3 separate regions of the Homo sapiens genome follow, and regions 2 and 3 are each linked to region 1. The links are chromatin loops, found by intact Hi-C in ENCODE. Cell type or tissue: heart left ventricle. All regions are shown on one strand.

Evidence for each region. A loop is a pair of places that touch in the nucleus more often than their neighbours do. Peaks named below come from ENCODE experiments on the same cell type or tissue, not always from the same donor. Only the 100,000 strongest peaks of a DNase experiment are listed, where the experiment ranks them.
Region 2: a loop joins it to region 1, with 4 times the contacts of the local background. A loop is called at or near these places in 15 of 110 quality-filtered maps.
Region 3: it touches region 1 in a loop (2.8-fold over the local background); 9 of 110 quality-filtered maps call a loop at or near these places.

Annotation. Positions count from the first base shown.
Region 1 is chr1:84,600,320-84,608,319 of GRCh38, forward strand. All of the region lies in intron 2 of LINC01461 (long intergenic non-protein coding RNA 1461), which reads right to left. Among named protein-coding and RNA genes, the nearest start is that of LINC01461, 17 kb to the right of the region's middle. In heart left ventricle, a CTCF peak has its summit at 4,455 (motif pointing left); a DNase peak (open chromatin) is centred at 3,893; H3K4me3 peaks cover 1,299 bases; H3K27ac peaks cover 1,602 bases.
Region 2 is chr1:83,927,970-83,935,969 of GRCh38, forward strand. TTLL7 (tubulin tyrosine ligase like 7) reads right to left here. Exons shown (of 21, transcript NM_024686.6): 9 at 5,639-5,797; 10 at 1,167-1,261. Among named protein-coding and RNA genes, the nearest start is that of TTLL7-IT1, 52 kb to the right of the region's middle. In heart left ventricle, a CTCF peak has its summit at 3,895 (motif pointing right); no DNase peak of the experiment used is centred here.
Region 3 is chr1:84,119,148-84,127,147 of GRCh38, forward strand. It overlaps a transcript of PRKACB not described here. Among named protein-coding and RNA genes, the nearest start is that of PRKACB, 21 kb to the right of the region's middle. RefSeq lists an enhancer at 3,768-3,917. In heart left ventricle, a CTCF peak has its summit at 3,834 (motif pointing left); no DNase peak of the experiment used is centred here.

The DNA.
Region 1 (8,000 bases):
TGCTCCATTATAGTACTTGATACACAGGTAGATAAATCCTGTTCTAAGGAGCAGACAAACAGACGAGGAAAGTTAAAACATACAGCTCTAGGAATTGTACTTTACTTAAGCCTCAATTTAGACAAATTAGACTATGTTAGTTCAGTTAGGAACAATAATATATTCTCATCACATGTGAATCTTCTGTAAGCTGTTTTGAAATAGAAGGTTAATAAAAGCTTAGAGGCCTAAGCATTCAATTCTGTTCTGGGATTTTCAACACTTACTATTTTTACTGGAACCCTTCATATGGGGTTTTCTTAAGACATTTTGGTGGTAGTAGAGGTGGTGAAATTAAGGCAAAAAAGAAAAACAAGTTGCTATTTCATTATAGGGGTGGGGACAGAACAAGGCTGAAGGGGCAGGGACCAGGGGTGAGGAAATGGGGCAGACAATGACCACTCATTGAGAACATTTTGGTTAAAAAAATGCCAATAATAGCACACAAATGGAGTAGGTGGGTAGTGTGACTCGGGGAACTCTGTGTGTTGAAGGTTTGACTTAAAACTATGCCCAACAGGAAGAGCATGGGGCTGGGGCTGGGGCAGGTTTGGGGGTTGGGAGGCAGAGGCGTTGTGGGGAAACACTGAAGGCTGAAGATGTCTGGAAGAGGGTGATTCCCGAGGAAATGAAGTCATGAGATGCAGGGCACGGGTGGAAGCTTTAATCCTGTGATCAGGGAAAAGGAGCAGCTTGTGGGGAAAGGCTTGGTCTTAGAGGCTGGGAACCCAGCACAGGCCTGCACTGTTTGCCCAACAGATCACCCAAAACGCACTTGGACTCAACTCAAGTGTCTTCCCTTCTGAAGCTCTGTGCCCTTAGAATCCAGTTTGGACCAGGTACGGCAGCTCACACCTGTAATCCTAGCACTTTGGGAGGCAGAGGCAGGTAGATTGCTTGAGCCCTGGAGTTCAAGACCAGCCTGGGCAACATGGCGAAACCCCATCTCTACAAAAAATACTAAAAATTAGCCAGGTGTGCTGGCATGTAGTCCCAGCTACTCAGGAGGCTAAGGTGGGAGGGTCACCTGAGTCTGGGGTGGTTGAGGCAGCAGTGAGCCATGATCATGCCACTGCACTTCAGCCTGGGTGAAAGAGCAAGACCCTATCTCAAAAAAAAGTCAATTTATGCCACATAGATCTGATCATAAGCTTTTGTCCTTAAGTACTTCATTGCTGTTGTTTGTTTGTTTGTTTTGAGACGGAATCTCACTCTGTCGCCAGGCTGGAGTGCAGTGGCACAATCTCGGCTCACTGCAGCCTCCACCTCCCAGGTTCAAGCAATTCTCCTGCCTCAGCCTCCCAAGTAACTGGGACTACAGGCACATGTCACCACGCCCAGCTAATTTTTGTATTTTTAGTAGAGACGGGGTTTCACCATGTTGGCCAGGATGGTCTCAATCTCCTGGCCTCATGATCCGCCCGCCTCGGCCTCCCAAAGTGCTGGGATTAGGGGTGTGAGCCACCGTGCCCAGCCCATTGTTTTTAAATTACAAAGTCTACACCGGTGAGCTAGCATGTGAAGCCCAGTTCTGTTTCTCACCATTTTCCTCTAACCAATCCTACCCACTATGCTCTGGCCTCCCAGTGGTTTCAGAGTATGGTCCCTGGACTAGCAACATGAGTATCACCTGAGAACTTGTTTAAAATGCAAAGTTTCAGGCCCTACTTTAGATTTAATGAATCAGACACTCTGGAGGAGGGATCCAGCAATCTGCTTCTTAACAAGGCTTCCAGGGCCTTCAGGTGCAGGCTCAAGTTTGAGAACCACTGGGCAGGTTCTGCTGAACTACTGGCTCTTCCCTACGCTCCACTGTATGACATCTCCATGCCTTTGCGCATGCTGTTCTCTCTGACCAAAAGTCTTTTCTCCCTTCCATTCCTGTTTTTTAAAAGTTAAATCAAGGATTATTCCCTCTATAATTCCTTTCCTGTTCAGCTCTTTCTTTCCTGATTATGGTGACTGCTACTGTCACCCTTGCATCCACGGAAACGAGTGAAAATGTCTATCATTCATAGGCCATGCTTTGTTGTCCTCATGGTTTATGTGTCTGCTTCCTCAAAAGACAGCAAGCTCCCCAAGGTAGTGACCATATTTGTCCTGGCACAGTGCTGGGGCTCAGAAAATGTTTGTTGCGTTGACATGTTACTGAAAAGCAAAGTGCAGAGAGGGGAGGGAAGAAAAGGGAAAGTGAAGAGTGTGCAAACGATCAACAACTACCACAATTAGAAAAGCTGGCACTGATTGAGTTCTATCTGTGTGATAGGTTCTGTGCTAATGCTTCGCAGGGACTGTGTCATTTAATCTTCCCAACAATTCTGTAGGTTTGATTATCCTCAATTAACAAGAGATGGAAATTAAGGCATAGAGAAGTTATAGAATGTACCCAAGTTGCCCCTTGGTGTACATAGTAGAGCCAAGATTCACACACACAGTTTTCCTCCAGGGTCTATGCTTTTTTTTGTTTTTCTGTTTTTTTGCTTTTTGAGGCAGGGTCTCACTCTGTAGCCCAGGCTAGAGTGCATTGCATGATCATGGTTCACTGCAGCCTCGACCTCCTGAGCTCAAGTAATCCTCTTGTCTCAGTTTCCCAAGCAGGTAGGACCACAGGTGCCACCACACCTGGCTAATCTTTAAATTATTTGCAGAGAAGGGGTCTCACTTTGCTGCCCAGGCTGATCTCAAACTCCTGGCCTCAAGTGATCCTCCTGCCTCTGTCTCCCAAAGTGGTGGTGTTATATGAGATAGAAAGAAATTATTTAGGTAGACAGTTAGGGTAAAGTGAGTCCCAGCAGAAGACTTTCCTTCTAACAAAAAGTAGCTCAGAAATAGCTCCCTTTCTAACCTCATGCAGTTCAAAGAAATCACTTCTAACAAAGAACAGCCCGAAAGATCAGGCTGTAAAAACACAGATAAACAACTCAGGCTCAGGAGATGGGGAGTCTCCTAGGTAATCACCAAACTTCACACTTATACAATGGACCCCAGTAAAAACAGTGGGCCTTAATAAGCACATTCCTTTCCTTTTAGGCACACTAAGATAGGGAAGCTAAAAGTGGACTGGGGGGAGATGCCAGCAGCTGCAGGAAGATGTCTGGGAACAGACACAGAAATTCTCCCTCCCAGATAAGCAAAACAAAGCAGCACAAAGCAGCGCAGACTAAGAGTCTGTCTACATGATCAAGGAGTGAGGTGAGAGCTGATAGAAAACTCTACTCTATGCACATAGCACACCTGGTTCCAACTAAATCTTTGGGCCTCAGTAAGATAAGACACCCCCTCCTCACTAGCCCATTTATAAAAACCCTGACATTTTTACTACAACTTGGCAACCCACTCAGGATCCCTCTCTGTGACAGAGAGCTGTTCTTTCCTTTTGCCTATTAAACTCCTGCTCCAGTCTCACTCTGTGTATGTGTGTCTGCGACTTCAATTTCCTTGGCCATGAGACCAACAACCTTGGTATTTACCCCAGACAATGAGGCTACTTCATTTGGGGGGCCCGTCCAGGATTTGAAGGTGAAATCATTGGAAGAGTGAGTAAAGGAGTGGACTCTCTACTTTCATTTCCGAGGCTTCTCGTCCCCAGTTTTTATTCTCTCAAAGAACTATAAAAAAATCGGGCATCTGTCAGCTAATTAATGAGTCACAAGGGCTAGCCGCTAATCTTAAAGACTCAGATGTGAAGCTTGCTGGGGAGGACTTAGTCAATCCTCCAGTGCCCTCAGGGTGCTGGGAACGTTGGCTCTGTCCAAACCAGTTTCCTTTCACTTTGCCATCACATGGGGCTGGAATAGGTCCTGGGGCAACTGAGGATTTCTGGCCAGGGCTACACCCTGGTGTTGTCCAAAGGCTCCTGGACTGACACCAGCCTCCGACTGCCTGACTGGGTGTCGGCCACAAGATTGCCAAGCTTTCCTATTGCAAATCTTATTTTCCTCCTTTCCTTTCCGAGGTCACCATGTCTCCCATCCCCTCTCTGTACACAATGCTGCGGGAATTTTTATAGCCCAGAGAAATAATTCAGTTAGGCAGGCTTAGCAACCACCTTGGCAACCAGAAATGCAGGTCAAGGGGATTGCTGTTTTTGTGACTTTCTACCGACAGGGGGATTTCGTGATCCAGATCTGAAAGACTATTTAACTCCTAATGATAGCACTTCCTGGGGTTGGGTAGAAGGTTATCTCCCCACCAATGAACATCCCTCTCTCCACCTAGGCTGTTTCTTTTCCCATGTGAAGAACCAGCACTACCCAGCCGGACTGCATAGTCCCTCTATGAGGCGAATTAACTTTCTCCTGCTAGGAGGCATGCTGTAGGAATGGCCTGCCACATGTCAGACTTCCCTCTCTGTCCATACGGAGGCCAAGTTACTGCCTGGTATTTCAAAGCTTGCAGCGTCACCTAGTGGAATAGGAATCCTTTCCATCGGCAACCTCGTCTGCCCTTTGCCAAAAGCCTCTAGCTTTCCACTTTTTCTCCCTTTTACATCCCTCTAAAAGAGATCAAACCTTATGTACCTCTGAGAGTGGGAGAACTCTGCTTTCAGCAGTGAGGAAAAAAATGTCCTCCAAAACCAAATTTTTGTCTCAATACTCTCTCCATTAGCAGAAAGGCTGCCATTTGACCCTTACATTCTCTTGAGACACCTATTCTGCTTGCAACTAGTATTTCGTCTAAATAGAAAGGGGATTTTATGTTTGGAAGTTAACTGGAACCACCATCTAAACATAAATTCTCTAGTCTGGTCCATAATAGCAGAGTATAAAGCTCAGCCCAGTACACTCCCTCCATTAAGGGGCCTTGCTTAAATGCAACTGTTACATAATCTCTCCTGATACCCATTCATCAAGGAGTCACACAGATCACACAAGTCTGAGAGGTCAAAGGGCAATTATCAGGCAAAGGACTAAGGTCACATGGGTAAGCGTGACTATCCCCATTACTTAGCTCCTCTGGGACCATGGTTTGAAGGTCACACCTGCAACCATGGGGAGGCACACACTGTGCTGGGACCCAGGGACCAAGGAGAGAGAACAGTCAGGGGGACACTCCCACTGTCATCCCCTCCACCCTGGGTCACACCAAAAAGAACAAGGAGACTGAGGGATGCCTCTCCTCTTGTCTCTTTTCCAGGATGGGTAGCAAGTCATTTTGGCTTGCACTCTGCTGGAGTACATTTTGAACTCCTTTGACACCCAAACTCTGAAGAAAAAGTGGCTCATTTTCTGTTGCACAAGGGTGTGGCCTTCTTACCCTCTCAGGAATGAACAGACCTGGCCAGCTAAAGGGAACCTTAACTTTAATCTTATCCAGCAATTAGATCTCTTCTGTAGATGGAAGAGCAAATGGTCCAAGGTTCTCTATGTGCAGGCTTCCTTTGCCCTGCGAGACAACCCAGACCTTTGCAAGCATTGCAAAACCAACTCAGCCCTCTTAGCAATCATATCAGACAGGTCTGTGGAGAGTAGTTCCCCTAAGTCAGAAGAGCAAGTTTTGGAGGAACCATTAGAGGCAGCTTCTAAGTGCCCCAGTCCTTCCAGTCCCCTTTGTCCAGGGCCCCCTCCAGCTGCACCATCAGCTCCTCCAGCTCCACCATCTCCAAAGCTCCCCACTGCCCAGACTTCACTCCTACCCCTACAAGAAATGCCAGATGGAAGGGGCACCATTAAGGTACTTATTCCCTTCTCATTGCAGGACCTTAGGCAGATAAATGGGCTGATTTCTTGATAACCCTAATAGATATATAGAGGCCTTCCAAAATTTAACTTAAGTGTTTTACCTCACATGGAGGGATGTTGTGCTGTTGTTTCTCAGCCAAACCCTCACTGCAGCTGAAAAGCAGACAGCTCTGCAAGCAGCAGAAAAGTTCGGAGATGAACAACATGTTCCCTATAGTGACCAAAAAGGAAAAGGGGAGATAAGGAAGGTGAGGAAATAACAGAAAAAAACAATCTCAATAGGGAGAGAGGCTATACCTCTTGACAATCCTGACTGGAATCCCTGTGACCCCATAGATGAATGGAAAAGGAAATACTTTTTAATGTGCATATCAGAGGGCCTAAGAAGGACTAGGACCAAACCTCTTAATTACTCTAAACTGTCCTTATTGAATCAGAAACCAGATAAAAATCTCCCTACCTTTTTGGAAAGGCTGAGAGAAGCTTTAATAAAACACACCTCCCTGTCTTCCAATTCAACAAAAAACAGGTTCATCACTCAGGCAGCCCCTGATATCAAAAGGAAGTTGCTGAAACAGGCCATGTCTAAAAATCTTTCTAGTTTTTCTCACTCTCAAGTTGAAACTTTGCAGTATGTAAATGACACTCTCCTCTGTGCCCCATTCAAGGATGTCTCAGGAAGGCACTAAGACTCTTCTCAATTTCTTAGCTAAAAGGGAGTATAGGGTCTCAAAATCTAAAGCTCAGCTCTGTCAAACTTCAGTAAAGTACCTAGGCCTAATCTTATCAGAAGTGTGGGGGATCGGTCAGGGTGGTGAAAAAACTATAGGGAAAGGACACAAACCTTCTGAAAGGTCGGAAGTTTCTGCAGAGCCCCAGGGAAGAATGGCTGAAGACAGCTGTTCTATAACCCTAAGGCAGAGGGCAAGGAGTAGGTACAAGGGAGTGTGGGGGAATTTATCTTAAACCGGTTTGTTTACTTATGTTGACCAGGAACTGACCTTGGATCATCCCCATGCAACATTCCCTGAAAGGGGAACAATAAATGTTAATTACCTGCAGGTTGTGTTGGCTCCAGGTTTTCGGCATTGTGCCTGCACTGAATAAAAGCAAACAGCTCCAGCTTCTCGGGACTGCTGTCTGGCCACTGGAGCCAGGCAGTCACCTAGCTGCTCTTACACTGCATACCTGTGTCTGAGTACTCATTTCACCCATCGGCCAAGGTCTGTGGGACAGACACAGCACAGAAGGAACCAGAGTACCAGGTGAGGAAAGGATTAACCCCGTTTCCTTTAAGAGTTAAGAAAATTATTGGGCATTACTGAATTTTGCAAAATGTGGGCATTACTGAATTTTGCAAAATGTGGGCACCAGGGTATGGTGAAATAGCTCATCCTTTATACCAACTCTTAAAAGAAACTCAAGCAGCTCCCTAACTTGGGAACCTAAAACACAAAAGCCTTAAACCAGCTAAAGCAAGCCTTGCTTAAAGCACCAGTTCTCAGCCTTCCCATAGGGAAGGTATTTAATCTTTATGTATATTGGAAAGGAAGAAAATAGCCCTGGGAGTTTTGACTAAGACTGGAGGTCCAGCTCTACAGCCAATGGGTTAACAATGGGGAATAACTTAACTGTTTAGCTCCACGCAATATAACAAGACTACTGTCCTCTAAGGAAAGTCTGGCTAACAGACAATTGCCTCCTCAAATATCAAGCTTTGCTGCTAAAGGGATCTGCAGTCCAGTTGAAAACCTGCCACTTCCTGAGCCCAGCCACTTTCTCCCAGAGAAAACTGGAGAACCTAAACATGATTGTGAACAAGTAGTGGTGCAAACTGGGGGAAAAATGGTAAGAATCACTGTTTATCTTCACTGTAAAGTTTTATTTGTGAAAAAGGATTTTCCTAAAGAGCACTCAGCTTAATTCAAAGTGGATATCAAACCTATGGGTATATTTTAAAGGCCTTTATGTTTTTCTCTTTATAGATCTTGTTTTCCTGGAAAAGGTCTTTTTTTCTCAGTCAACTGAGAAAACTGTGACTTACCACTCTTGGTGCATGCATGAAAGACCCTAGAATGACTTCTGGTAGCCTGGGACTCCTTGGGAAAACAGAAAAGGTGCCACAAATCCCATTTTGGGAAAAATCTGTTTTCCTCATGGAACACCTGGAATTAAAGGTGAATAAGTAGTTCTCAAAATCTATCTTTGTCTTCCAGCTTTGCTTGTTTATTAGGCCCTGGAAACTGTATTCCTAGCCCTGTTCTTAAAGGGTCTCACCAG
Region 2 (8,000 bases), 670 kb before region 1:
TAAATTCTCTGTGGAACAACACTAAGAAAGATAAAGAAAATGAATTTCTACTTTCCCTTAGTTTTAAGTCTAGAAATTTCTGACTGCTTAAACTATACATACCTCACTTTTAAAAACACCAGAACACCCACAGATAATGTCCTGAATTGATACCATAAATGGCAACGTCAAAAGACATGCACACACAACAAAAAAACTAAACACAAGGCTTATTTAAATAATAATAGTAAACTTTCATGCAAAAAACATGTATAGGCATATTGTTTGGAAACATCTTAAATTTAAAAATTGCTTGGAAGCATACCATAACTCTGCTAGAACTCTTGAATGACAATTAAATAAATTGAAATCATAAAATCACTGAGCTTAAATCACCTCAGAGGCCCTTTAATCCAATACTCTAAGCTCTGTTGGAAAATTTCTAATGACAGGTAACTCACTATTTCAGGAAGTGTTTCAGTCAAACATCTAAAAAATTCATTTTGTAATGAGCCAAAAGCTTTTCCCACATAACAGCATTTCAAATATTTGAATCCCATGATCATGTACACTGCAACCAGCCCTACATCCCTACCAGCCAAGTTTTTTCTCAAATTTTACTTGCCTCTCTAAATGGAAAAGTTAACTCTCACTAAACAACTGCCTCTCTTTTTTATTTACATGGGGAGCATGATGTAATGGGAAGACCTCTGGAGAGAAAGTTAGGAAATCCATGTTTGAGTTTTTTTTTTAATTTCCTGAATGAACTCTTTGTGCTTTAGTTTCTTCTTATAAGATGAGGAAGATAATCTAGAGGGTCTCTTAAAGTATTTACCAATTTAATCTTGTACTCTATATTAAATAATTATACCTACATTGAAATTTAACCTCATTTACTGCAGGTACAGACTGTTGCCTGGGAAGCAGGAAAAGCAGTATACAGGAGTAGGGGGGACAGATTTTTTTTTTTAACTATATGAGTTTAAAGAATAGATGGAATCAAGAAATGAAAAATACAAAATGGATGGAACCAAGAAATGAAAAATACAAAATGGATGGAATCAAGAAATGAAAATTATAAAATATAAAAATAAATATACTATTCTGAAAAGCCAATTTTATGTACAAATGATTAATCTATGTCAAATGTGGAGATAAATGTCCAAAAGATAGAGAGAGTATTTTACCTTATGTTTAGTAGCTTCAACGCATTTAGCAGCACTCCCCTTTTTACATCATAGTCTATTTTCTGATCAGTTCCAAAGCTTGGGGCTCGGTTAATCTGAAATTTACAAAGAAGACAATATTGGAAGGTAAATAAATATTCAATACATATTTGTTAATCCAATGTGGGATCTCTAGCCAGTAGAACAACTCTACATTAAACCTCAAAGCTTTACATGGCAGATGGCCCAGTTGTTATTGCCACATCTCCATTCTGCATCACCCTAGGTCAACAAATTGCAAGGGATTGACTATTAGCACCATCTCCTTCCCAAGGCTGCCTTAGTTTAGGAGCTTTACTGTCAGTATAGGCTGGCCTCTCCCTCCATTCCACTCTCTCCACTACCCCATGCAATTTAGGTTTTTTAAGTTTAGGAAAGTTAAAAGTGATTTAGCCTAACAAAAAGGAAATAGTGATATTCATCATGTTACCAACACAGTAATAATTATATCAACACAATAATAATTATATACATCTATATATTTAAAATATGGAAACTATCAGTGCTCCCTTTTCACTGCCTCAGATCTTCAGGAATTCATTAAGATGAAAAATAAAAGAGCTGGAGTGTTTGTTTTTGTCTTTGTTGAGTCTTGTTACTATTGTCATTGTTATAAAAATATAACTGGAATAGCTGATGTTTAAGAAAATTTCTTAATCAGTTAAATCGGTTGGTTAGAACACTGCTGAGTTCAACACAACAGCTTAGCTTCTTGACCACCAACTAATCCCTTAGGCTATCTCAAACATATGTATATATGCTACTAGTCACAGTTATACACATCTGTCACCACAAGAGACAAAACAATTGAAAGCATTCATTCCACAACTTGCACCTGAAGAAATATCACATTATAATCAAGAAATTACCCAGGAATACAACATCTTTAATTAGAAATGTGTCACAGGTTCACCGCAGAAAAATAAGTAAAACTAAGGAAAACAAATAACAAAAGATACCTGTAATCCCACTACTTAACACTTAGTGTCGTGTTAACCGTTTGGTAGATAGTATTCCAGATATTTTCTATGTATACATATTTAAAATATTCATTTTACCTTCCAAATGCATGTCTATACTAACCATACTTTATTTTACATTCCAAGCTTTTCTCTTAATAATGTATCATGAAAATCTTTCATCATGCCATCATTTTGATGGATGCATGGTACTCCTTTTATAGAGATATGCCATGTTGTATTTTGATTCCTTTGTTGATTTCTGATTTAAAAGGTGGTGGACACATTCCTTTATTTGTGATATAGTCTCAAGGAGAAGGAAATAGCTTGAAAACGGCAATAACATCCATTTATTATAGGTCAATTTGAGAAAGGGAGTTTATTAATCTATTACGAAAGCTCTAAGCATTTCCCTTTGCAAGTGCAAAGAAAGGGTAAAGTAATATATTTTATGGGAGAAAAGTTTCAACCATACTGATTCAAATTTCTGGAGTTTATAATACAACTAATGACAGTGTTGCCACTATATGTGACATGGTTATAAACTAAACCAGACATTAAAGAACTGATGAGTCAGTGGTCCATTGGCATGTTATCTGTCTTTGTAGAATTCCTCAGAGTTTCCATTCCAAATTTCAGTGTGGAATTGTGCCAGGCATATCCCTCCTCCAGGATGGTACTGAGGTCTTGGTATAAAGCCATCTCAGATCTCAATCTCTCTCTCTCTCCTTACCTATTTCAAATTTTTCCCTCTACTATAAGATAAATTGGTCTATGAAGAGGTATACCCACACAAGATAAACTATTAATAATATGTGGAAAGGCAGGAAACCTTTTTCAATTTAGGTTTTCATTCAGGGTTGTTCTTGTTTTTTTTTTTTTAAGTTTTATGAGAAAGGTAAAGAAAAAAAATAAAAGAAAAACCACAAATGGCTGACAGAAGAAACTAAAAATTAGTGTTCCACCCAGCCAAAATTCTCCTCTATAATGAGATGATTTATTTGGTTCTCATTTCCTACCCCAATTCTAAAACAGACAAAACATAGATGTTAAAGTCTCAAAATTCAACAGCTTGTAAATGCATTAAGAAATGAAAATTATTATAAAATATATATTAGTAAACACTATTTTCAACTGTCCTAAAAAGTTTTATCAAAACAATCACTTTTTCCACAAATTAAAGTATCCATAATAGCTTCTGTGCTCCTAAGTTAGTGCTGTTCCCTCTGCACCACAGCCTTTCCCCACCCCTACTTTATCTCTCTCAGCCCCCAGCCCCTACCCCAACCTTCTGTAGCCCTACAATCTTTGCTCAGGTGTTTCTTCTGTAAAGATTCTTTTTAACTCTCCGATACACACAGGTACACAGAGATATTAATCATGCTATTGTTTTTGTCATTTCCCTTTTACCTACTAGTACTTATAACTATTACCATAAAATGCACATCTGAATAATGGCTACACCAGGGCAAGTATTCTGTCTTCTTATATTCCCACCACCTAACACAATGACTATAACTTAGTAGGTTCCTGTTTAATTTAAGAGTACTTAAAACTATTGGTGGTATCTTCATACTCCACCAAAGTTCCATGTTTTTCCTAAAAAAATGTTTTCTACTTATGAAAATTTGTGCAATTCTGCCACTAGCAATCAGTCCCTGAAATTATTCTGGTTAACTAAAAGTTATCACATACCCAGAAGCACCTTCTACCTTATTCCACTTGATGGCGCCAAAAGGTTTTTAACAATGTATATTAGCCCCACCAAAATATCAGCAGGGAGCAAAACACAAGGCAAGATTGAAGATTCTTTTAACTGTTTTAATATAACAAATGTTCATTATTCACAGCTCTTGGTTATTGTGGAGTGTTTTAATGGTTCTGATTGATCTAGAAACAACGAAGGAAAGAGTAAAGAATGAAGAAACATTCATGCAAACAATGGTTATTTTGAATCTTTTAAAATCCAGAATTCAACCATTCAGTCAATTCTGATTTAGCAAGCTAATGGAAAGCTCTAGTGAAGCAAATGTTTCTTCTAAAAAGGTAACTAAGATATCTATAAAGTCATTATTTCCTACTATCCTCCTTATGCATGTGCCTTCACTTTTTCCCCACTCCATCAATGACAAAAGAAAAGTAACAGGGGCAGAAGACAATATAGCTAAGAACAGGAAAGGACTGCTGCAGAAAAAGTAAGAAATCTAAAGAAAACTTCAGGCCTTAGCAAGATGAAGGGTCCATAGTGCATAGTCAAGTGTTTTCATATCCAAGGAACGGAGGAAGCAAAGGATAAGTAAAACTTCCTCACATTTATCTTATCTCTAAGACCCAGGCTGGAGCAAAATATGAACATCCAACAGAGAGAACTGCATTTCCTTGGAGACACAATACATGTTACTGTTTAAAGTAGATGTGACCACACATAGGCGCGCGCACACACACACACACACACAATCTTTGGCCCTCAAATTAGAAAAGTGTCATTTCTTTGAAATGTATTTTTAGTATCATCTCACCTACCACTCATTTAATTTGCTTATGCAAACCTTGATATTACACACACAACTTCTAACTTATAAATCACTAACAAAAAGAGAGATACTTGATTTAAAATGAAAGGTAGTGGTTGACTACATCTTCTACAGCTGTATGTTCCTGATTACGTTTCCAAAACATGATATTTAAGCGGCCACGAGAAGGTGTGTAAACCCAGATCAAGGAGCTTAAAGGGAACTGCTGGATGGGATCTTCTGGACCACGTGACTTCTAAGGTTTCTTCTGGGTAATATAAATATAACTAGCAGGAAAAAATATAAAAATTGTCAACAGAGATAATTTTTACTTTCTCCTTTTTACTATTCTGTATGTGTTACATGACCTTTTATCATCCAAGAAAAATAATGGTAACTCTCACCCTACCAGGGACTGGCAGCAAACCTGAAGGCATACAGTTGACAGTCTCCCTGAGGGAAGCCCCAGGTATATAACATGGCCTTAAAGGAGAAATTTACCACCTGGGGTATCGAATACTGAATACTGATTAATGAACCAATTGGAGCCTCTCGGAGAGTCTGAAGGGGAGACACACTGAAGGCAAGATCCTGAAGCCCAGGCACTCACAGAGAGGAGAGACACTATCCAGAACTCATGATGTGGTAGAAGCCAGGAGGCTGAGAAAATAGTAGAGCAAGTAAGCAACAAAACAGTAAAAGCACCTCCACACTTCAATCCCAAATACCTGGCCTAGAAACTCAGCTGATGCTAATTTGGGAAAAGTAATATCAAACACTGTGATTCATTCTTAGAACTGTTCTAGTCCCTGAATTTTTATCCTCTTCTTCCCACTTATTCCATTCAGCCTTCATTCTGGACAGTTAATGGGACAACTGTGTTAAGTACACATTTTTAAAGCATTTATTTTAATACGTAAGGACAGTGATAACTCTTCTTTTTTCTTAAAGAATGCCTTACCTCCAGAAGCCATGGCTTTAGTTTTCTATCCAACAAAATATCAAATCCCAGGACTTCAAAGCAGACACTTTCGCTTCCTGGAGGTTGACCAGGTCTACACATTCGATAGGCATGCAGGACATGAGGTTCTGCTACAATCAGGGTCTTTACCACCAATTCCTATAAGATTGTGATAAAAGAAGTGAAAATGCCTTTGTATCTCATTTCATATGTGCAAATATAACCGGGGCCCACAAACTGGCAGCCTGGCCAAGTTTACAAAGCTCTGTGGCATCTAGCCCCTGCCACTGCTCTGACTTCATTCTTCACTCTTACCCCTGCCCACTGCACTCCTCACACTTGCTTTGGGTTCCTCAAGTAAGTGACACTTCTTCCTATCTTAAGTCCTTTGAGTTAGCTGTTCCCTCTTGTGGAATAATCTTTCCCCTATATTCCCAAGTCTGGCTCTTAGACATTCAGAGAGGCCTTCCTAACCCTCAAGTTAAAAGCAGCCACCCTTCATTTCTTACTGCACCACTACACACAGCATATAACAAGCTGATATTTTTCTTTTTACATTAGAGAAGGGTCCTTGTCTGACTTATTTATAACACCATTCCCAGTGCCTACAATAGTAGCTGGCATTTAGTAGATATTCAAGTAAATCTACTACTTTGTAAACAAGTAAAACAAAGCTGATAAATGTGGTTTCTATATGTTAAAAACAAGTAAGGTAGGAGCATACGCTAGCCCCATCCAGAAGAGATGAGGGTGACAGGAAGGAAAAATTCCAAGGAGAGTAAATTATTTCACAAACACCAGTAGAGAAACTCCACTTAGATAAAGGCTGAAAGGGCTGGAAGACAAAATCTTGAGAGTTGAGTTTCTTTATTCAGTGATGATTTTGTAGTGTATAAGTTTTATCTGAGAAGACTGTTACCAATTAAAAGACTGGCTCTCAATATTTTCTGAGAGAAAACACATAATACTACTAGGGTGAGTTATTAACCCTAATTTTTAAAAAGTTGTTTTACTGAAGTTTCAGAATAAGCTGTAGGAGAAAAGCTGTCTCATTTATTTTTGCTCAGAAGACACTGTCATTTTAACTCCCTCTCTACAGGTATAGGCAATAGAAAAAGACAGTTAAGAACCTGGCTCTAAAATAGGCTTCTTATGTTTCTTCCTGGCTTTGTAACTTGTTAGCTGTGCAACCTCAGTCATGTTGCTTAAACTTTGTGTGTCTCATTTTTCCTAAATATAATCTGCAAAAGGTTAATGTAAGAAAAAAATGAGATTCCATGTAAGACTCTTAGCATAGAGCCCAGAGTACTATTATTGTTACTGTTACTCTATCATTCCTCTAGAATTCCACCTTATATATCAGGTTAGACTCAAATATTCCACTACCTGGTGGAACAATATTTATTCTATGGGTGATAAAAGGGAAGACAGAAGTTAACCTCACTGTTACCCAGAACCACAATCCAGTTTATATTTGGGAATAAGTATCAGATGTCCCATGAGAGGCTGTTTTCAAAAAATTTTGTTCAAGGTTAACAAATTCATGACAGCACCATAGCATATAAAATAAAAGACAAAAAGCCACTTTATATAAATCTTCACCAATATTACTGAAACCACTTGAGAGCAGAAAAAGTTAAAACTTTGACTGATAAGTATCTGTATGGAACAGTACGGGCTGAGAGAGGGGGTGGGGACTGATTATTAATCAACAGACCCTGAATTACAAATCTGTGTTTTTGCTACGTAGAAAATAACCTGCTTTTAGATTGTAAAGGCAAGTTTTCAGTAGATGTGAAAATGAGGAGTCATATAAACAAACACAAATGAAATTCCACTACTGTTTTTGAGAATTTACAACATAATATCACTGCTTTAAAACGTGATTTGTAGATTTATACCTTAGGTATACAAAAAGCAGTAAGGATAGTTTTTTTTTTAATGATTATACTCATTTTTAATCTCCATGGCTTGATTTTCTACTGATTTTTATTATTGACCAGAACAAAAGTACAGAGCTCTGTTCTTCACGGAAGGTATTGATGAATGCTGCTTTTCATATATTGATAGTTACCTTTTAGAGAAATTGCCCGGGTTATTAAAAATAAGTTATAAATTAAATTCAGGGAATTTGTAAACTAAGACATCAAGATAAAAATTTACTGCATAATTGCTTTCTCCACCTCGTCCTGTCATTCTCTTTTTATATTATCCCATTGATTCACCTTAAACAGTTATCTATATAAAGTATACCAATTCTTAATAAAGACAGCCAATTTTCAAATAATTACATAAATGCAGACAGGTGTTTGACAAGATAATTAAAATAAAAGTACTTGAAAAGCTAGATTTATTAACTGAT
Region 3 (8,000 bases), 480 kb before region 1:
GAATATGATTTTTTTCATTGTTCAGAAGCTGGAGCTGGAAGTGACTGAAATACTTCTGAGAAACCTTATTTCCATGACCATGCTTGTCATCAGAAATACATATTCAAATATCATAGAAGAGCATCTAGTGGGGAGAACTTTATTTTTATCCAAAACTTTAAGAACAAGGAGTCCAGGAAATATATTTTATAGCTTTCCAACCTGTCCAACTATTAAAGAAGGAGAATGGAAGGGACATTGAATGAACCAATTTACAATATCCAGCATGGTCCACTCTTTTGGCTGTTCATCACCTATTTATACCCTTCTACTGATGCTTTCAAAGAATGGCAATTACACTATTCTACAGCTAACTTAATGCTACTGTCCTTCATATAAATGAAAACACTCAACTTCTACCCAAAAAGAGAGATCTAAAAATCCATCAGCCCGTATATCAATTTCTAGATGATATTCACTCATATCATTTAGCCATAATATCACCTTGACTTTCCACAGCCCTAGTACTAAATTATAAAGTTAATGACCACGCCTTATGTAAAATTCCTGGGGAAAGGCAAGAAGGAAATTGATGTGTTTATATGTACACACATACATAGGCACACATATAGCATAGCAAGGTGGCATTTATGAGTAGCTGCTATAGTCCTTGTTCTGTTTGAAAGTTGCTATAAATTTCCCACTGCAGCATATAAGTGTAGAAGGGATTCTTTTTCAGGGTAGTAGTTTAGACCATCATTCTTGAATCATTGAGACCTTGGTAGTGTTTCCTATATTGGAATACTGAAGTCTTCTCTGTTTTTATACTCAATATGCAAATTACAAGAAAGTACCCCACCTCCATCTATAACACAACTTTATGTCTCAGTAATAACCAGGATTAATCACTCAAACAGAAGTAACTTTCCTTTTCGGCCTGTATTTTTCAGTGAAATGTGACCAGAATGCCCAGCTGGCACTCTAAACTTCTGGTTCAAGGGATTAATTGTTACAGGTACTCCCCATACTTGAAGAGTACTTCTAAATTCATATTTCTTGAAGAGTACTTCCAAGGGTATTAAAATGTCTCAACTGTTAAAGAGTCCAAAGTTACAGAGACAAGAAGTAGAAAATTTTCAAATGGGTAACTTATCATACTATAGTTCATTAATTTTGACATACATACTTTTGTCTCACATTTTAGTGTATTCGAAATTAGGATGCTTCCTAAAATGATGACATCAGTCAGGCAATTCTTGTGATGTGCTTGTTATTGTCTATACATGCACAAACATGAAAATGCGTATCAGCAGGTTGGAAGAAAATATAGGAGATGGTAGTAGAGCGCCTCAAAAAATACTGTATCAATATTTTTGATATAAAGAACAATAATTGTGTAAAAACACACAATAATGACTGTGCATCAAAAAATAGTCTGGAAGAGTCAGACTATGAATATGAAAGCATTTTAGGAATTTCTTAACAAGTTTAAAATTTTTTTCACTTCATATGTTTACAAGAGTGATATTAAAAAGTTATGTCTAAATAAATCAAAAATAGTTCTCTCTTAATAGGGAAAAAATTTATAACTGACAAAGTATCTCATAGTTTAATTGCTGTACATTTTTCTTTTTTTTCTTAGTGGTACATGATATAATGGTGATTTTTATAATTGATAGTCATAGATTCAGTGAAATAGGGTGGTGATATCTACCACTCCCACCTCCACCTTCTGGTTCCCAGATACTTGTTTTTTATGGTTGAAGAAACACCAGGTAATGGTCCCTGAGAAGTTTCTTTTGTGTATGAGCTACAAGATTTCAAGACTTTTCAAATCTTGATCTTAGGTAATTTTTGAAGTAACAATAATCACTAATAGTTTGTCTTTAATGTTCTTGTACTAGCTATCACGAGTTTTATGTATCTTTGTTATTGTTACTATTTTGTGTCAATTGCCAAGAGACTTAAACATCTTTTCTAACATGTTCATATTCTCTTGATTAATTACATTATGAAACAACATGCCTATTCATTATTTTTATTTGGAATTTTTCCTTTTTTCATGATTTAGTGTATTTGTTACAAAAAATAACTTGAATTCACTTTTCTATATAGGAACATTTTTATTGATTTTATGTCTCCTCTTTATAATCTCTTTCATATTTCATTATGTTTCTTCTAAATTTATCTTGTTTTTTTAATACATAAATTTGAAGATGAAAAAGGAGGTACTCCTCATATACATTCATGTATTATACATATATATTCATATACATATATATGTACACATTCAAATCACAAGTCTGTCATTTTTAACTTTTTAATTGAAAAATCCCCAAACTTCTTGCCAATCGTAGCTAAAACTGTACATTACCCCTAAACTTTCCCTTATTCAGATCTCTAAAATGCCTGGTGCCACTCCATTAGCACCTGACATAATGGAAAGTGTGAAGAAGGGGAAGTTGGAGAGAAAAGAGACAGCAATCTCAACCAATTGCTATTAAAATATCTTACTTTTGCAAGTCTTACAAAAGCATGTGTCCTTGTGAACACAATGCTAGAATCTCTCCCAGGGTATTAGAAGGGTTGCCTGCACTTGAGAGGTCCTGAAATTTAATCTCTGTTAGCTTCACAGTAAACCTGCTGTGGCCCTCAGATTTCAGTTCTCTTTGTGAGAGAAGCCCTCTCCTCTGGCTGGCAATTTATGATTCCCTTGCACACACTCTCTTTTCTGGGGTCTATAGGACATAAATGTATTTTCCCTGCTATTCCAAGTTGAGCCCCCTCTCAACATAATTCTTTTCACTCTGCCACTGAGCAGAGGTGGTTTTATCTACCATTTAGTACCTTTACATTTTGTACATTTGGTGAGTCCCCCCAAAACAGTCCCTAACTCTTATAAATCCTAGCAGATAGGGTACATGTTAAGTCTCTGAGTGGTTTCCTTGAAGCCCCTCAGTTGATTTGAGGTAAGGGTGACCTCCTGCCCTGAATGTGTTGCATACCTCATAACTGCTCCAAAACAATTCTCTCCAGCACTCTTCAGCCTCTCCCTCTGATGTAAATTGGCTAATGTTGGCAGATCTGGCTTTAAAATCTAGTTTCTGTGGGTGGTTTTATTTTTCATTTGGGAAGGCTGGTCACCTGATAGAAAAATAAAAATAACCATGTTAAGACAAATTGGTGTTTTAGCTGTCTGCTTAATTGCTTTTGGCCTTCAGTTTTCTCTTTGAAATCTTATACTCAATTGAGCAAATGTTTCTCAGTTGAGGGTTTATGTGTTCTAAGTCCTGTGATAGGTACCAGGAATGCAGAGATAAACAGATCCATTGTAAACAGTCAAATGTAATAGAAGAATCATATGGCTAATCTGCCATATATTAAGTCATAGTGTCTAAATTGCATTAAACCAGCTCAATATAAGAACAACTGTTTTCTTAAAAGTTATATGAGATTTTATAAAAGATTTTACCTTGCCATTATATAGTAATTATGATTGAACTTACCAAATTAAATGTAATGTGACGTTTACTAGTATTTTTCCATTAAATTGTTAGTGAATTAAAAGGACGTTTTGGAATTATATGGGGGATCTTTGGAAGACTTAATTTTTTCATGGGTTGTATAAATAGATTTATGAGAGGGAAAATGGATATTAGTTTCTGATATGGTAGTTTATGTGAGAATTTTATAGTTTGATTTGTATAAATAAAATAATGTTATTGCATATTTCTGGTACATTACACTTTTATTTGTATAATAACCTAAACTTGTGTTTATCTTATATTGCTAAAATTTAAGGTAATGACAATAAAAGATTTTTCTGGTATGTATGTGAAGCCTAAATGGCCCCATTCTGCCACCTTCTGGCTGACTCCGTAGCTTATAATATTGTGAGGTAAGTGTCATCTAACCGTTCTGCCATGGTTGGCAGCAGACCATATATTTGGGGCCTGGGTGATTTAAAACAGGGTCAGTTTAAGCAATAATGTAGTTCTAGTGCCTCAGGCTCACCTTTATTTCATAGTTCTAAAATGTGTTAGAATTTATTGGAATAGAATACCACATAGTGATGTATGAGATTGTTTCTCCCAGGGTATGGAGTTGTAGTTAATTTTGACTTTTCTGCAATACTAAAGTTTCTTCAGATATTACTTGATAATTAAAACTGTATCAACATGGTAAGCTATTTATCAGAATCATCATAAGAAAGTTACTTGGAGAGTGATATAGAAATGAAAGTTACTGAAATCAGCACCAATTCCTTATAGAGAAACTAATGGGTTCAGTAATCACTTACTAGAGTTCTAAAATAAAAGGAGAAACCATATGTACAACAACAAAGTACTAACAAAATCTTAGTAATTTAAACCTCTAGTTTTGTGACACTTCTATATATTGCCATTTATTAAAAAAAAGAATTTGGGAAGGCTTAAAACTTTTGGAAATGTAATTCATTTAAAATTGGTTTGATAAACTTTTTGGAGAGGGATAGAGAAAATAAAGTAGAACGCTATAAAATGTTGCAATTTGTGACCTTTTGCAGCACACTTAACCTCTTTGTCACTCTGGAAAATGGGATAATAATATCCAATATAAAGGTAGATTGTTGTGAGGAATAAATGCTTTATTTACTTCATGTGAAACACTTAGAATGATATCTGACATATAATAAGTTAGCATTGTTATAGTCAATCTTACAACATTTAGAATATGTTACATAGTCTAATATAAATGGATTCCAAAATATTCTAGGCAGTAAGCTTTGTATTTTCTTAACATTTTTACACTCAATAATATTAAATTAAAAGAGAGAAATTGAAGACTGGAAATGCATAGCTCCCTAAAGTAGTGTAGAAATATATGTGATATATTGGGGCCTAATAAAGGGCCTTTATTTCTGTCTGTGACTCATCTTTTAGATACCTAAAGCTATCTCATAAAAAAGCTATGGTATCTTGAAGAAATTAATCAATTTAAAAACATTTATTGAGTGTATACTGTGTGATCATCAGTGTGTTAGATTCTGGTAAGAAATGATATGAGAAACTCACAAAAAGAAGTATAAACATGCAATTACTACAATGTGGTCAGTACAGTAACGTGGGTGTTAATATATTTTAGGAACTAGAAGAGAAGAAATAACATTGAACTACACTTTGATTAACAAGTAGGAATTAGCTAGGAGAAAGTCGTCTTACATAAATGGAACTTCTATGCATGATTTTTGACTACTGGTTTACCTGAAGTTTCTTACATTTTGTATTAGTATAACTTTACAGCCTTTCATATCCAGAATGCTTTTACACACATTATCTGAAGAGTGAGGTTTTCAGGTTATTATCTGAATGGTGAAAATTGGGTTTCTATCGTAGTAATTATGGGTGAAGGGGAAATATGTGTTTTTTAAAACTGGACATTTGTAATGTTGCTGTCTGAGCCTATAGCCCCCTACCTTCACCTCTTTATGCTGTGGAGTCAGGCAACTACACTAGCAGTCAAATGCCTGAGGTTCGCAGTTTGCCCTATCAGTGCTCTTGAGGGTTCTCATGTGAGTGAAAGGAGTGACTATCCCATGCCCTGCACCATTTCTGTGGTGGTAGTGGTGGTTGAGGGAAGAAGTTTCATCTTCACATTTCAGGTATTTAGAAAGCCCATCTGGAGATTTAGTTATGGGACTACCTGGCTATAGTCTTGGCTAGGGCGTTAGTAGATCAATGAAATTTTCTCATCAACACGAAGGGCTCTAAGTGTTAAAGGGAGACAGTGCCCACATCAACCATGACTAGGAGTTTCACATGTCCATATTTCATACATTTTAGTACTCTGGAAATAGAATCCCACTTTCCTCATCCCCATCACCTTATTACATTTAAGTCTTGTGTTAATTTTCTATTATTGCTATAACTAAATAGTGGCTTAAATAGTGGCTTAAAATAACACCCATTTATTATCTCACTGTTCTGTAGGTCAGAATTCTGGCAGGCTCTTATCTGGAGTTTCTGGGGAAGAATTTACTTCCAAGCTGATCCATACTTCTGGCAGAATCCAGTACCTTATGGTTATAGGACTAGGGTCTCTGTTTCTTGGTTGACTGTCATCTAGGGGGCTCCCTTAGCTCTTAGAGCCCTCTCTCTGGTGCTTCTACATAGGCTGTAATATCTCAGAGCCAGTAATGGTGTGCTGATCATTCTCACACGTGAAATTTCATGACATGTTGCCATGGCTCTCTTCTGCTCCTAGCTGGACAAGGTTCTCTGCTTTCAAGAGCAAATTTTTTTAGATCGGGCCCACCTAAGTAATCCAGAGGAATCTATTTAGTCACTAATTAGTAGCCTTAATTACATCCGCAGAGTCCAGTTAGGCATATATTGAAACATATCCACAGTTTCCAGGCAGTAGATGGAATTAATAGGGGGAGCATTCTGCTTATCAGAAATCCATCGGGAGTTTAGAAAGAAGAGGAAGTACAGAGAGCCTACGACCTTTGGTATGCATTTCAAGACTCAGTCACAATTAAGAGGAGGATCTACTTAATAGTTAAAGAAAATTTAAACCATCTTTCTTCCCTAATACAACCAGAAGTATAAACTAGTTGTTAACAGATATGCATATGATTAAAATAAAATTTAGAAGGCAGTGATGTGTTTCAGACTCATATTCAGCTATCTTTTTGAAATCTCCATTTGTATGTCTAGTAAGCATCTCAAATTTAATATGTCCAATAGAATTTTTTATTACAACACCCCTCCAGCCCCTTCCTTCAGAAATGGGATAGTTCCCTTGACCCCTTCGCGGGACTCACAAAGGGATTGACTTGTTTACTCAGCTCGCAGCTCTCATCCCCTCACGGGACGGGGAGCATGCAGGTGAGTGGGTACAGGGACTGGGACAAGTGCTTCTGGGCATCCGCAGGAGTAGAATCCTGTGCAGTCCAGTGGAAGCTTCCTGGGGGGTGGGGGGGAGGGGAGGGGAACCTGTGACCTCCGGAGTCCTAGAGGGCATGTGTTACAGTGTGCTCATTTAGCTTTGCCATCCACAGACAACTTAAGTGTTTAACAGATCAGTGGAGGGTCAGGGTGACAGCCTTTTGCACCCGCCCTCTTGGTACCCGAGTACTTGTCTGGCATCCAGGAAGAATAAGGTCATATGAATGAATTGAAGGGTGGTGAATGTGGAGGATTTTACTGAGCAGTAGAAGTGGCTCTTGGCAGGATGGGGAGCTGGAAAGCGGATGGAGTGGGAAGGTGGTCTTCTCCTGGAGTTCAGCCGTCCCCTGTGGAACTCTTCTGCGAAGTCCTGCTGTCAAGCTGTTCCTCTGAAGTCAAGCTGCTTCTCTTTGATGTCCTTCTGCTGCCTCTCTTCTCTCCTCTGCCACTCTGCCACTCTGCTGGTGGGGCTTGGGGTTTTTATGGGTACAGGATGGGGAGGTGGGGACAGCCAACATGGTTTTGGAAAAGGCAAATTTGGGCAGGAAAACAGGAATGCATGTTCTCACTTTGGACTGCAGGTCCAGGCTTGAGAGTGTGGCCCTCGTTGGGGTCTGCCCTCTTCTACCCAGTATTTCCCCGCCTCCTGTCTATATCACTTCCTCACCCTTCCCCAGCTTAATAATAACTGGCATCACTACTTATTCACATGCTCAAGCCAAAAAAAGTAGGAATTATCTTTTATTACTTTTATTAATTTTCTGGGTTCAATGAATCATCAAATCTCCTTGTTTTTCAAAAATATATATGAAATCTGTCTGTTTTTCTTTCCCACCACAACCTCAGTTCAGGTATCCATCATCTCTTGCCTGGACTTTTGCAGTAGTCCTTAACTATTTTTCATGTTTCCATTCTTACCTTCCACCTACACAGAAGATTCCTGAATCCATTCTCTTCCTAGTAGTCATACTCTTTTTGCCTTATTCCTCTATCTGGGTCTTTAATTCCCAGCTTCATCTGCATGGCATACTCTTCTTCCATCTTTCTGTAAGTTCCTCTTTTCTTTGTACTTCAGGTCTTGACAGCTGTGTA